2 separate regions of the Homo sapiens genome follow, and region 1 is linked to region 2. A link is an interaction called in ENCODE POLR2A ChIA-PET data of the cell type or tissue named here. Cell type or tissue: Panc1. All regions are shown on one strand. Links, peaks and the distances in the headings refer to the core of each region. The heading gives the core; the rest is flanking DNA.

Evidence for each region. Peaks named below come from ENCODE experiments on the same cell type or tissue, not always from the same donor. Only the 100,000 strongest peaks of a DNase experiment are listed, where the experiment ranks them.
Region 1: POLR2A ChIA-PET joins it to region 2 with 8 read pairs; 2 of 35 experiments call an interaction of 5 or more read pairs at or near these places.

What each region holds. Positions count from the first base shown.
Region 1 is chr3:172,685,524-172,691,554 of GRCh38, forward strand. The region is part of intron 1 of NCEH1 (neutral cholesterol ester hydrolase 1); the gene reads right to left. Among named protein-coding and RNA genes, the nearest start is that of NCEH1, 23 kb to the right of the region's middle. RefSeq lists an enhancer at 3,884-4,383. In Panc1, for the core only: no CTCF peak of the experiment used is centred there; no DNase peak of the experiment used is centred there; H3K27ac peaks cover 445 bases.
Region 2 is chr3:172,440,107-172,446,137 of GRCh38, forward strand. It overlaps GHSR (growth hormone secretagogue receptor), which reads right to left. Exons shown (of 2, transcript NM_198407.2): 2 at 3,185-5,359. The coding sequence ends at 5,055. Among named protein-coding and RNA genes, the nearest start is that of GHSR, 5.3 kb to the right of the region's middle. In Panc1, for the core only: no CTCF peak of the experiment used is centred there; no DNase peak of the experiment used is centred there; H3K27me3 peaks cover 1,970 bases.

The DNA.
Region 1 (6,031 bases), core at 1,116-5,115, 250 kb after region 2:
AAGCTCTGAGTCACCCAGTTACAGACACGTTCAGACAAGAATCAGGGCAGCAGGTTTCTACTTCAAGATTCTTTCATTATATCTTGATTGAAAATAGTTCCAGTTTATCTCAATGCTTCTGCAACCCTAACTTTTTTTTTCTCTTCCCCTTCATCGACTTAACTTTATACTTATTTTGTTTTGATTTTTCTCCCACTCTTCTGTTCCATCTGTTCCCCTAGACCTAGAAGTAGAGCATCATTCTAAATCCTCACCACGTGCAACCTTGTTAGACAAGTACGACAACCAGATCTCTGACCTCTCTTTGACATCTCTGGCTTTCCAGGCTTTTGTAGCCTTTTTACCAACTTAGAATTTTAGAATGTCAGAGCTGGAAGGAAAACTACAGAGCAGCCTTTCCCAAACATTCTACAGAACAGCAGATGGAGGACACAACTTTGCAATGAGAGCAGGCTGAAGAGTTCTGAGATCTGTGATTCACTCAGCTCAGGAAATTGCTGCCCAGCAATTCTCCTCTCAGAGATTCACAATGCACGTCAGCTTTTGAAACACACTGACAAGTCCCAGCAGGCGGTGAGAAATTTACTTAACTCTGCTTAAACTTTAGTCTTTTCACAACTCTTCACATCCCTTGAGACTGCTTTGGGAAGGCCTTGCCTAGCCCCCTTGTTTTACAGATGAAGACTGAGTCCATCCTTGACATGAGTAACCAATGTCCTGCTCTATATATTGGGGCCAGGGCTCCAACCCAGCTGAGTCCCAGCCCAGAGCATCCTCTTGAAGTATTTCTCCTCTGCTGGATCCAGTTCTTTCCGGTCTTCCGCACACCAAATACCCAACACTTCACCTGGTACTACACATAGTGTATTCACATAGTGACTAGTGTTCACACAGTGTAAAAGATGTCCACATAGTGTGTATTTCTGTGGGGGACAGAAGGGTGGATGCTTGCTCTTATTTCAGCTTGATCTTACGTCCAATTGTATAGGACATAGGACTGTACTGATTTTGCTTGCATAAGTTCTATGTGATGCTCGATACTGGGATGTGGACATGCAAAGCCATCCCAATGATCTAAGAGGTTCCAAGGGACTAGAGGAATAAGCCCAGAGTATCCTGAAGGAGATTTGAGGTGAAGGCTCTTCACATGGGCATCCTAGGTTTTATGCAAAAGTGGCGGGTGATCCTGGGCCCTTCCAGAAATGTGGTAGTACATGCTAAACTTTCCGCACTTCCTTTGCATTTTCTCCTAACTTCATAACCAGCTTCCCGTTTTCTCACTTTTCCTATTGTCTTTCTCACACCAAGTTTTCCTAGTTGATTCCAGAGGCCTTCATGTGCCAGGAATCAAGGTCTCTTCCCCATTTTTTCTTGGGGGAGGGAGAGCTAGGAAGGACTAACATGTAGGAGTTTTAAGAAAGTGGAAAACATGCTTTGCCTAAAAAGAAGTGGGCTGGAAGTTACGCAAACAGCTTGCTGCTTTTCTGTTTGGGCATCTCCTGAACAACTGTACAGTTAACGGACAATAATGGTGAGAATTAAAGGGTGGGTGACAGAAGCTTTCACTGATGAGAGATAGCCTGTACTCCTTTAATCCAACCAAATAGGCCTACTTCCCAAACATGCAGCTTGGTTTTGTTGATGGTTTATTTTCTTCTCCTCTATCACCCATGCCACCCGCTTCTCTTGGCCCCTGCGTGATACTATTCTGACCCATTCTTCAAGGTACAGCTTCAATCTGAACCTTTGTAATACCATCCTGGCTCAGTTTTCACCCCTTGGAGTTCACAGCCTTGTACTGCCCATTTGAAAATCACCCATGTACTGACGGCCTCCTAACGTCTCTAGGCTTATGTTCCTGATTATTTTTGCTTGCTGCACAATATCTTTCATCTTCTCAAATAGATTCTGAATCTCTGAAGCACAGGAACCATTTGCAACACTTGTAAAAATGAAAGTAATTCAATAAATATTTATTACATGAAACATTAAATGAGCTTTCTGTAGAATATAGGTCATAAACTCATGTCTTCAAGGACCAGGGCAACTAATGGAAATGAGTAAAACAGGTGTAATATCAGGGAGTAGGGAGTCTTGTGGTAAACTAGAGAAACAATGCCCTCAGAAAGCAGCTGCTGCTCAGCCACAGGCGATTACATGACACAGAGATGCTGGCCTAGTGTTGCCAGATGGCAATTTTTCAAGAGAAGTAGAAAGCCCAGATTGTGTGAAATACCTGTAATTTTCGGTGTTGGCAATGAGTTAAAAAATGTTTAATATGCAATGTGGGCCAAAAATAACATGTGCAGGTCAGTCTCTGGCTGTCAAGCTGGCTGTTTGAAAGTTTGATCACATCGTTTCATACAAACAATAATATGCATAATTGACAGTGTTCTAGCCCCTAACCTGGACAACAAACAGAACCAAGGCATAAAATTAGAAATTTGATTGTTCAGTTTTATTTTGAATTTTAAATTATGTTAATGCATAGAAACAGTTTAATTAGAGAACAATGAAAATGGACATGGAGGCCGTGCACAGTGGCTCACGCCTGTAAACCCAGCACCTTGGGAGGCTGAGGCAGGTGGATCACCTGAGGTCAGGAGTTCGTGACCTGCCTGACCAACATGGTGAAACCCCGTCTCTACTAAAAACACAAAAATTAGCGTGGTGGTGGGTGCCTGTAATCCTGGCTAGTCAGGAGGCTGAGGCACAAGAATCGCTTGAATCTGGGAGGCGGAGGTTGCAGTGAGCCGAGATCACGTCACTGCACTCCAGCCTAGGCAACAAGAGCGAAACTCCACCTCAAAAAAAAAAAAAAAAAAAAAAGAAAATGGACATGGAGATTACGGAGACTCTAAAGGAATTTATTGGATCTTCTCAAGCTGACGCACTTGTTTCTTTTTAAGATTTCTTTTCCCTTCAAAACAGATTTTATTTTCCTTGATTTGAGTATAGTCTTGTCAGAGGTAATTATGGTCACTCTTGGGGGAAATAACAAAAGAAATGGAAGGATTAATTTTTCTGAGATCATTACTGGGTTGGAGTTAGAAGATTAAAGGAAAATAGATGAGATGATATCATATTTATATAAGATATGTATTTTTAATATCTTTATATGAAAGAAAGTCCAAGTGGCCTAAATGCTGTCCTCCTCACCCTTCACCAGGATAGCACTATCTACACTCAAATACCAGGAAGTAGGCTATTTATAACAGTGTTACGATAGGTGTCCAGTACTGTGCTAAGGGTCACAGGCAATGCTACAAGGTGTTGGCCCTTGTCCTTGGGGCTGACAGGTTAAACTCTTGGTGGTAACTTACAGACGCTCTGGACATGCAGGATTCTACAACCCAAGCAGGGGTGGAAGCTGACAATCCTCACATAAACTGAAAAACCAAAGCAACTTTCAGAGCACGTAAATGTCTTCACCTTTGCAAATGAGTTGGGAATTCACATATGCGATCTAATGTGGCTACCACTGACTAAACTTTTGTTTTGTTCTAAACAGCAGAACTGTTTTCAGAGACTTTGGTTTACTCCTTGACTACCCTTAGCGGGGACAAATGCTCCTTGCCTGAAGCTGAATTTGATTTCTGGAAAAGCCAAAGTTCTTCTAGGTAATAAGTTGTAGTAAAGCTGAGGATTTCATTTTGTTCATAACAAGCAAGACTATAAAGCAATAAGACCGATATTCACATGTACCTCATGAAATGACTTGGAGTAACTTTTTTTTTTTTTTTTTTTTTTTTGGGATGGAGCTTCGCTCTTGTTGCCCAGGCTGGACTGCAATGGCGTGATCTCAGCTCACCGCAACCTCCGCCTCCCGGGTTGAGGCAATTCTCCTGCCTCAGCCTCCCAAGTAGCTGGGACTACAAGCGCCCGCCTAATTTTTGTAGTTTTAGTAGAGACAGGGTTTTACCATATTGGCCAGGGTGGTCTCAAACTCCTGACCTCAGGTGATCTACCCGACTCGGCCTCCCAAAGTGCTGGGATTACAGGCATGAGCCACCACACCTGGCCCTTGTATTTCAAAATTAGCCAGGCGTGATGGCACGAGCCTGTAATCCCAGCTACTTGGGAGGCCGAGTCGGGTAGACCACCTGAGCGCCAGGAGGCGGAGATTGCAATGAGCTGAGATTGTACCACTGCACTCCAGCCTGGAGTGACAGCCTGGGTGACAGAGCCAAACTCCATCTCAAAATAAAAAAAAAAGCCCCTGTATTTCCCTTCTCAGGGTAGTATAGTAAAATTGGAAAGACTGAGAGTAAAATAGACCATTTTATAATCTCTTTGTAGCCACTTGCCAGCTGTATGAGGTGGGGGAAAATGTTTAACCCCTCAAGCATTTTTTTATTTTTTATTTTTTATTATTTTATTTATTTATTTTTTTTTTTTGAGACGGAGTCTCACTCTGTCGCCCAGGCTGGAGTGCAGTGGCACGATCTCGGCTCACTGCAAACTCCGCCTCCCGGGTTCACGCCATTCTCCTGCCTCAGCCTCCCAAGTAGCTGGGACTACAGGCGCCCGCCACCATGCCCGGCTAATTTTTTGTATTTTTAGTAGAGACGGGGTTTCACCATGTTAGCCAGGATGGTCTCAATCTCCTCACCTCGTGATCCACCCGCCTCGGCCTCCCAAAGTGCTGGGATTACAAGCGTGAGCCACCGCACCCAGCCAAGCATTTTTTTAAATGAACATTTCTTTAAGAATACAGAGTATGAACGCAGGAATTATGCTTGCTTACTGCTCTTTCCCCAGAATAGTGCTGGTGCAAAGTGATATGCAATAAATATTCATTGAAGGAATGAACAAGAATTTTAATGTCAACTCTTTTCAAAGAGATTCCAATTAAACAAGGTAACCATTTAAGCCACTGAAGTAACAAGTTAAAAAAATCGATTACAATTGTTCTGGAAAAGTGTGTAGCAAAATCAACATTCTTGCACATTGCTATTAGCCATATAAATTGGAAAATAACTTGGAAATATGTAATAGGACCTGCAAAAATATTTACAGCCTTTGATCTAGTAGTTCTACTTTTTAGGAATCTTCTGAGGGAAATCCTAAGAAACAGATTATACAATATGTCCACTGTAACATTATTTATGGTGGCAAGTAACTAAACAGTCTAAATTTTTGGTAATAGGAGAATAGTTAGGTTTAAAAATGACACAAGCTCTAATGCATCCATTACAAAAGATGGAAATAATATGCAGTAATTTGACAAATCCTTCTGTTAGAATTCTAATGTTAATAGTGCATATTCAACCTAACAAAAACAAAACATACACAAAAAGAAACAGTGGTTGTGTTAAGGTGAGATTATAGGTAATTTTTTTTTCTATTTTCCAAAATTTCTATAGCATGATTATCTACCTTTTATAATAAAATAATTCAGTTCTAATTTGCTAAAGAAATTATGCTTCTGTGGGGAAATTTTTAAAGCAGCTATGACATCCAGGGATTATGTAACTTAAACATTGTCTACTCCCTGACATCCACACACTGCCCAAACACCCTTTACCTACTCATATTCCTATATTTTGCTTCTTTGTACACACTTTGCTTACACAACTTGTCTGTCTTGTCTGGGCAGTAGATACTTTCTCCAAACATAGAGCGGGCTGGACTGTAGGATTCCATTTGTTACTGAAATTTCTTCTGCTTCCCCTCATGACCAAACCCCAGTCCATCCTTCAGTATCCATGTCAGACATCCCTTCCTCTATGGTGCCCTATCCAACTCATCCCTCAGACCATCACTCCTGCCTTTGTGCTCTCTAGTTTAAGCTTTTACTTTTAAAACTTGTTGCATTATCATTATGAGCTTCTAGATCTCTCCTTCATTTTTGTTCCCCTAGGTTTAGCATACACCTCTTACATAATTTGTATTCAATATAATTGTGAATATGAGTGACTTTCGGTCACTCATCAATCTATTCACTCACTCAGCAAATATGTGAGTGTTTACTTTGTGCCAGGTACTTTTAGGAGTTGTGCACACAGTGGGGAAGTCCACAGACAAGCCC
Region 2 (6,031 bases), core at 1,376-5,375:
GTCACCCAGGCTGGAGTGCAGTGGCACGATCTCAGCTCACTGCAACCTCTGCCTCCTGGGTTCAAGTGTTTCTCCTGCCTCAGCCTCCCAAGTAGCTGGGACTACGGGAGCACACCAGCACACCCAGCTAATTTTTTGTACTTTTAGTAGAGATGGGGTTTCACCATGTTAGCCAGGATGGTCTCGATCTCCTGACCTCGTGATCCACCCACCTTAGCCTCCCACTCTTCTTAATTCTTACAAGAATTGTTTAACTCATTATTAAATATTGGAGCCTTTGGGGAAATAAAATTTACTACAACAAACACCTCCTCATAGGTGCAAAATACATATTTCTGGAATTAAAAGGAAAAAATAGAACTAAATCTGAGACAAGAGTAGAGGTAAAATATTCCAGACACCAAGTTTTGTAACTAAGTGGAAGAAGTCAGCCATATGCTTTAAAAATACATTTATTAGGCAATTGTTTGGTTGAGAACACTCAAAGGAAGGAATACCTATGTGTAGTTGCATACAACAGGTACATGAAAGCTATCGTAAACTCTTCATTGACATTCAGAAAAATCCCTAAAGAAAAAGAATTGCAAATCAAAACATCATCAGTAACATCTATGACAAATCAACCAAGTATGAAATTCTATGCAGATATGGAATACCTCATATATCAGTGAAACAGGGGACTAGGCTGTTTGGACATATATATACGAACAAGTGTTTTTCTTTTTCCTTCCTTTTTTTTTTTTTTTTTTTGAGACAGAGTCTTGCTCTGTCACCCAGGCTGGAGTGCAGTGGTGTGATCTTGGCTCACTGCAAGCTCCGCCTCCTGGGTTCAAGCGATTCTCCTGCCTCAGCCTCCTGAGTAGCTGGGATTAAAGCCACCCGCCACCATGCCCGGCTAATTTTTGTATTTTTTAGTAGAGACAAGTGTTTTCTAGTATACTAAACCTATAGTGGTAAAAGTGAAAAAGATAAATGTTTTTGTTGTTTGAGCAGAGAAATGTTTTGGACTTAAGATGTTAAACACACAAAAAATCTTTCAAACCATTCTTCTTCAAAGCTTTCTCTGTGGCTGGGGGCGAGAGGAATTCTGGAAAGAATAGTCGTACCCATTTTGGTGGAACTTCCTGAACGTTTACACGAGGCATGATTTTTGAGAGATTTATTGGCTTGCCAGCTTTGAGTGTAGTTGCTAGTTCCTTGAGCAAATGTATATCCTGTGTCATAGCATAAAATATTAATTGGAATTCCAGCAAATATCCAGATAGTTGGGAGGGGAATAGACATGGCAGCCTTTTTTGCTTAAGGATGGTGACAATTCTGTCAACAAAAAGCTAGCCTCTAGCATCCTGCAAGTTGGAGTTCAAAAGAGAAAATACAAAAACAAGCCTCATCCAAACTTTCCCCCTCACCTGCTTCAAACTCAGATTCTTGTCAAGACTAACATGATTGAATTCATTTAATGTGAATAAATAAGTGATGTTAGCTTAAAACAGCATCTATCACTAGCACATTCTTTTCTACTGATTTCGACCAGACGTTCATTCTCTAGATAAAAAATATTTATGTTGTGAATTCACTGAATTAACATCGGTCACTAATCACCCAGTTAAGTTACAATCGTATATATTCTGGCTGGTGTTGCAATTTAAATTGCCAAAAAAATAGGCTAATCATTAGCTAATGAACTATATTAGACATGGTTTGTCTGTTAATGACATTATCTTTATCCTTTAATGACATTATTTACAAGAGATTCAGTGTTTGTGAAAGCAGAAAGCTCTATTCACTCATTGTGACAAGAAATTTTGACACGTAAATATGTATGTCATGTTTTAAAGATATACATACTACTTTTTAAAAGACAGGAGAGTCTTTCAGGCACCAAACTTGCAAAAAATCTCACAGTTTTTTTTAACAGCATAATTCAAGTATATGAGTAAATAAAAAAATAGAAAAAAAAGTTAAAACTGCCAGTGTGGAACTAAAAATTATAAAATGCTTGTAATGATATGAGATTCTTAATAAAAGTATTGGCATGAAAAAGTGGAAATTCAAGTCAAATCGCATCACAACAACATGCACTGCAATAAAAAGTTTACTATAAAATGATTTTCAAGGTGTGGCCGGGCACTAGAGGTGTTTCTAAATCTCATTACAGTGAAACTTCTAATTTTGAGTAACTCATGGCAATGAATGTTTAAAGCAATCATTTAAAAGTTCTTACTTATACAACAGTTACTCCCTGTAATGAAAATGATCCAACACTTGATTATGTGCCACAGTGTAAGGTGTGGTGACAAACACCTCATTGCTCGATAACCAGGAAAATGGAAACACAGAGTAAAAAAAGATCACTTTACTTTCCCTACATTAATGAAGAATGTGTTGAGTGTAATTACTGCTAGCAGACACATTAACTGTGTCTACAGAATTGACCAGTTGTTGGAGGAACAGCCCATCTTGAATTTATTTTGAGCCAAATACACAGCAACACAATGGGATGAACAGCCAGCCCCTTGATCCAGTGTCAACCGGAGATGTTTATTTCACAATTTAAAGAAGTTATCAGTTGCCTGCTGCAACAAAACACACAAGTGATTGTGAGCTCCTTAAGGATAAAATCCTTGGCTTATTAATTGTTAGAGTTTAGAACATGTCAGGCACATACTAAATGCTTATGAAATGATGGACTTTTACAAACAATACTCCTCAGTTAAGTTCCTCTTTTCCCTGAGTCTTAAATGATTTAAGGAGTATGATAAAATAAAGAAGTTACAAACAATAAAAAGGCAATGGTATAAGAGGACAAATTAAAGATCTCTTCCTCTAAACATATTCTCTGAGTTTCCAGATTAATACCACTGAAGGACAATGGTGGTCCCTACTACATTAACTACTCCCTGGAGGTGAATTAGGCCAAGACTAGACATAAACCCAGAAGAGAGGAGGCTAAGCAATGAATTAGAAGTTGGGATTGTTTTCCCCCAAAGCAATCAGCTGTGTGATGGAGGTCAAGGTTTTCTTGTTTGTTTCCTCTCAAGTAGGATGTATCTGTAGACAAAAATTCTAAGGCTTCAGGAAGCTGAACTACCTCTTTTGGATTTATTGGGCCCTCTCCGGGACAATAATGTTTAATGCCCTAATTAGTATCCCATGAACTTAAATGGGTCAGTGTTTTTTTTTTTTTAATATTGATGCACTCTTAGGAATTAACTACATAATCAGCTTGCTAGTGTTCTGTATTTAGACCACATTGGTGGTGCAGTTTTAGTGTCAGAACGAATCTCAGAAATATTTTTCTAGAGAAATGATTCTAATTATGATTGTGTTTGGATGTTTCCAAACTAAATAATCAATCGATTATTTCATCATGATTATCTTTCTTTTTGATGAAGGAAAAAACAGTCATGGCAGGAATTTCCCTAAATGGTTCCATCCATTCCATAGTTGTGAACCAATAACTTCATGAAGGAACTGCTTATATGACTAAGTATTGCACAGGATTATGAAAAAGTTATTTTTGGGTTAATACCTTTAGTATGCAAAGAGTTGACTGTATAGGAAGCAATGTCAATATAAATGAAAATTATATACTTATAACCAAATGTATAATATTTAGTTGAAGATGTCTATTCATTCATAATTAGAATTAAGAGAGGGTCTGGAAGTCCAAGTAATCATATCTATCAGATAAGCAATGGGATATAAGCAGCAAAACTAATTTGGAGACAGGACACAGCATAGACATTTAAAAATAAATGGCTATAAGATTTTTGAAAGTTTTTAATATCAATAAGCAGTAGCATTTAGGGGATTCTCAGTTTTTCACATAAGCCTGCCTTCATCACTTGAAAAATTTCTATATTCATTAACTTTCTTGTAATCTTGCCAGAGCACGTTACAAATTGTTCCCTTATTCACAAATCGAAGCCTTATAATTGACTTCAAAATTTTTGTTAAGCCATATGAGGCAGTTTGTGATTACCCATAATTGTTTTAAAAAGTTTCATTTCCTGAATATTAACACATGCAACTCAACTTAATTTAAAAATGTATGTTACACATTTCATATTCATTCTCTTCTGAGCATACAGAACAGGACATTTAGGTGTGATTTTTAGTATTCATCACTCTAAAATTCTGCTGTGTGAACATCACTATAAAAACATTTTAGGGAAACAGTATTTATTTTTAAACATTTCATATAAGGTGAATGATAAGTTTTGTATATACTCTAGAGCTGTACTGTTCTGAGTGGTAACCTCGAGCTACTGGATACTTGAAATGTGACTAGTGCAACTGAAGAACTGAATTTTTAACTTTAATTAATTTTAAGTTTAAAGGTTTACCGTTGTTTCAGTTACTGGAAAACTTTTAAGTGTGCTTAGACAACTTAGATTGTTGAATCTACTTTTTATCTGTAAATTTTATGAAATCTAAATACATCAAATATTACCAATGAAAACTTAGTGTCCAAATTGAGGGTTTCTGTAAGTGTAAAAAGCATGCCAGATTTCAAAGACTTAGTGTGAAAAAAAAGAATGTAAATTCCTTTTTAATAATTTTTGTACTGATTGCTCACGTGCCTCATGTTATATTTCTCTTGGATAGCACTGCTCTAGAGCTTTATGAAAATAGCTAGTTTTTAAAAGTTACATTTTAAATTTTGTATTGTAATGTCATTCTTTTAACCAAATAATTTTGATCATTATGAAAAAGCAAAGCAAATTTGTATTTACCTACCAAGAAGTGCCCTAATTGCTCACTCTGCTCTTCCTCCTTTCTCTGAATTGCAAAGCCCTCACCAGCACCCGCAGCAGAATGCAAAATCATAGACAGTGAATATGCAGAAATAGTGTATGAGAGCACTGATAATTGTGCGATCAAATCAAACTGCTCACACCCTACAAATGATATCTTTTTTCCCTCCCAGATGTTTCTGGATCTATGTGTTCCTAATTCCAAAATTAACCTTCAGCTTCCTCCCAAGTTCTGCTGTGCTATGTCTTCCGGTTTAGAGTAATAAGCGGTGACTGTACTCGCAATGTGCTAGGTCATGTATTAATACTAGATTCTGTCCAGGCCCGAGAACTTTCATCTTTCAGAGTGGAGAGCTTTCTCTGGGAGAAGGGTTCGAATCCCAGAAGTCTGAACACTGCCACCCGGTACTTCTTGGACATGATGTTGTACAGAATGGGGTTGATGGCAGCACTGAGGTAGAAGAGGACAAAGGACACGAGGTTGCAGTACTGGCTGATCTGAGCAATCTCCAAGGAGCCAGGCTCAAAGGATTTGGAAAATAAATATCGCCCTACGTGGAAGGGGAGCCAGCAGAGGATGAAGGCAAACACCACTACAGCTAAAAGGACAATGGGAGAGAGATAGTCAGCTCAAGAAATGTCACAGCAAATCACATTCTATTTTTAAGACTTTGTTTTTGTTTCATGGTCTATGACCATTGACTTCAGAGAAACATTGTGTCCTGCTCTTCCTGTTCCAACATTTTAACAAAGATTCAGTCTGTCTGGACCAACAGTTCAACAATTTTTACTGAGCTCCCCAGTCATTTCTATTTAACAACTATCTGAGTGATTTTGTACTGAGTTGACACATTGACTCAACTGACTAGACCATTTATTCACAATAGTCCAGCAGTTTTTATGTGTTAGACACAACAGACACACTTACGAGGTAAAGTGGTTGTACTCAACCATAGCTGTGTATCCGAGTCTCCTGGGGCACTTTTTAAAACAATGCAGATTCCTTGGATGTAGTATAGACTCAGTCAATTTAAATCTCTAAGAGGGCGATCAGGACATATGTTTTATCTTCTCTTTTTTTTTTTTAAGTTTCACAGAGGATTGAATATACAGTTAGGATTAAGAATCACTGAGATGAATGATTCTATGCCACTTACAATAGACATAAGTAAGGCTATTATTAAACCAACTCATATAAATTATCATCCATCCAAGTCTTCATTTTGCCTATGTAAGATAATTTTTAATGATGTCTAAATGTTTAGATTGTT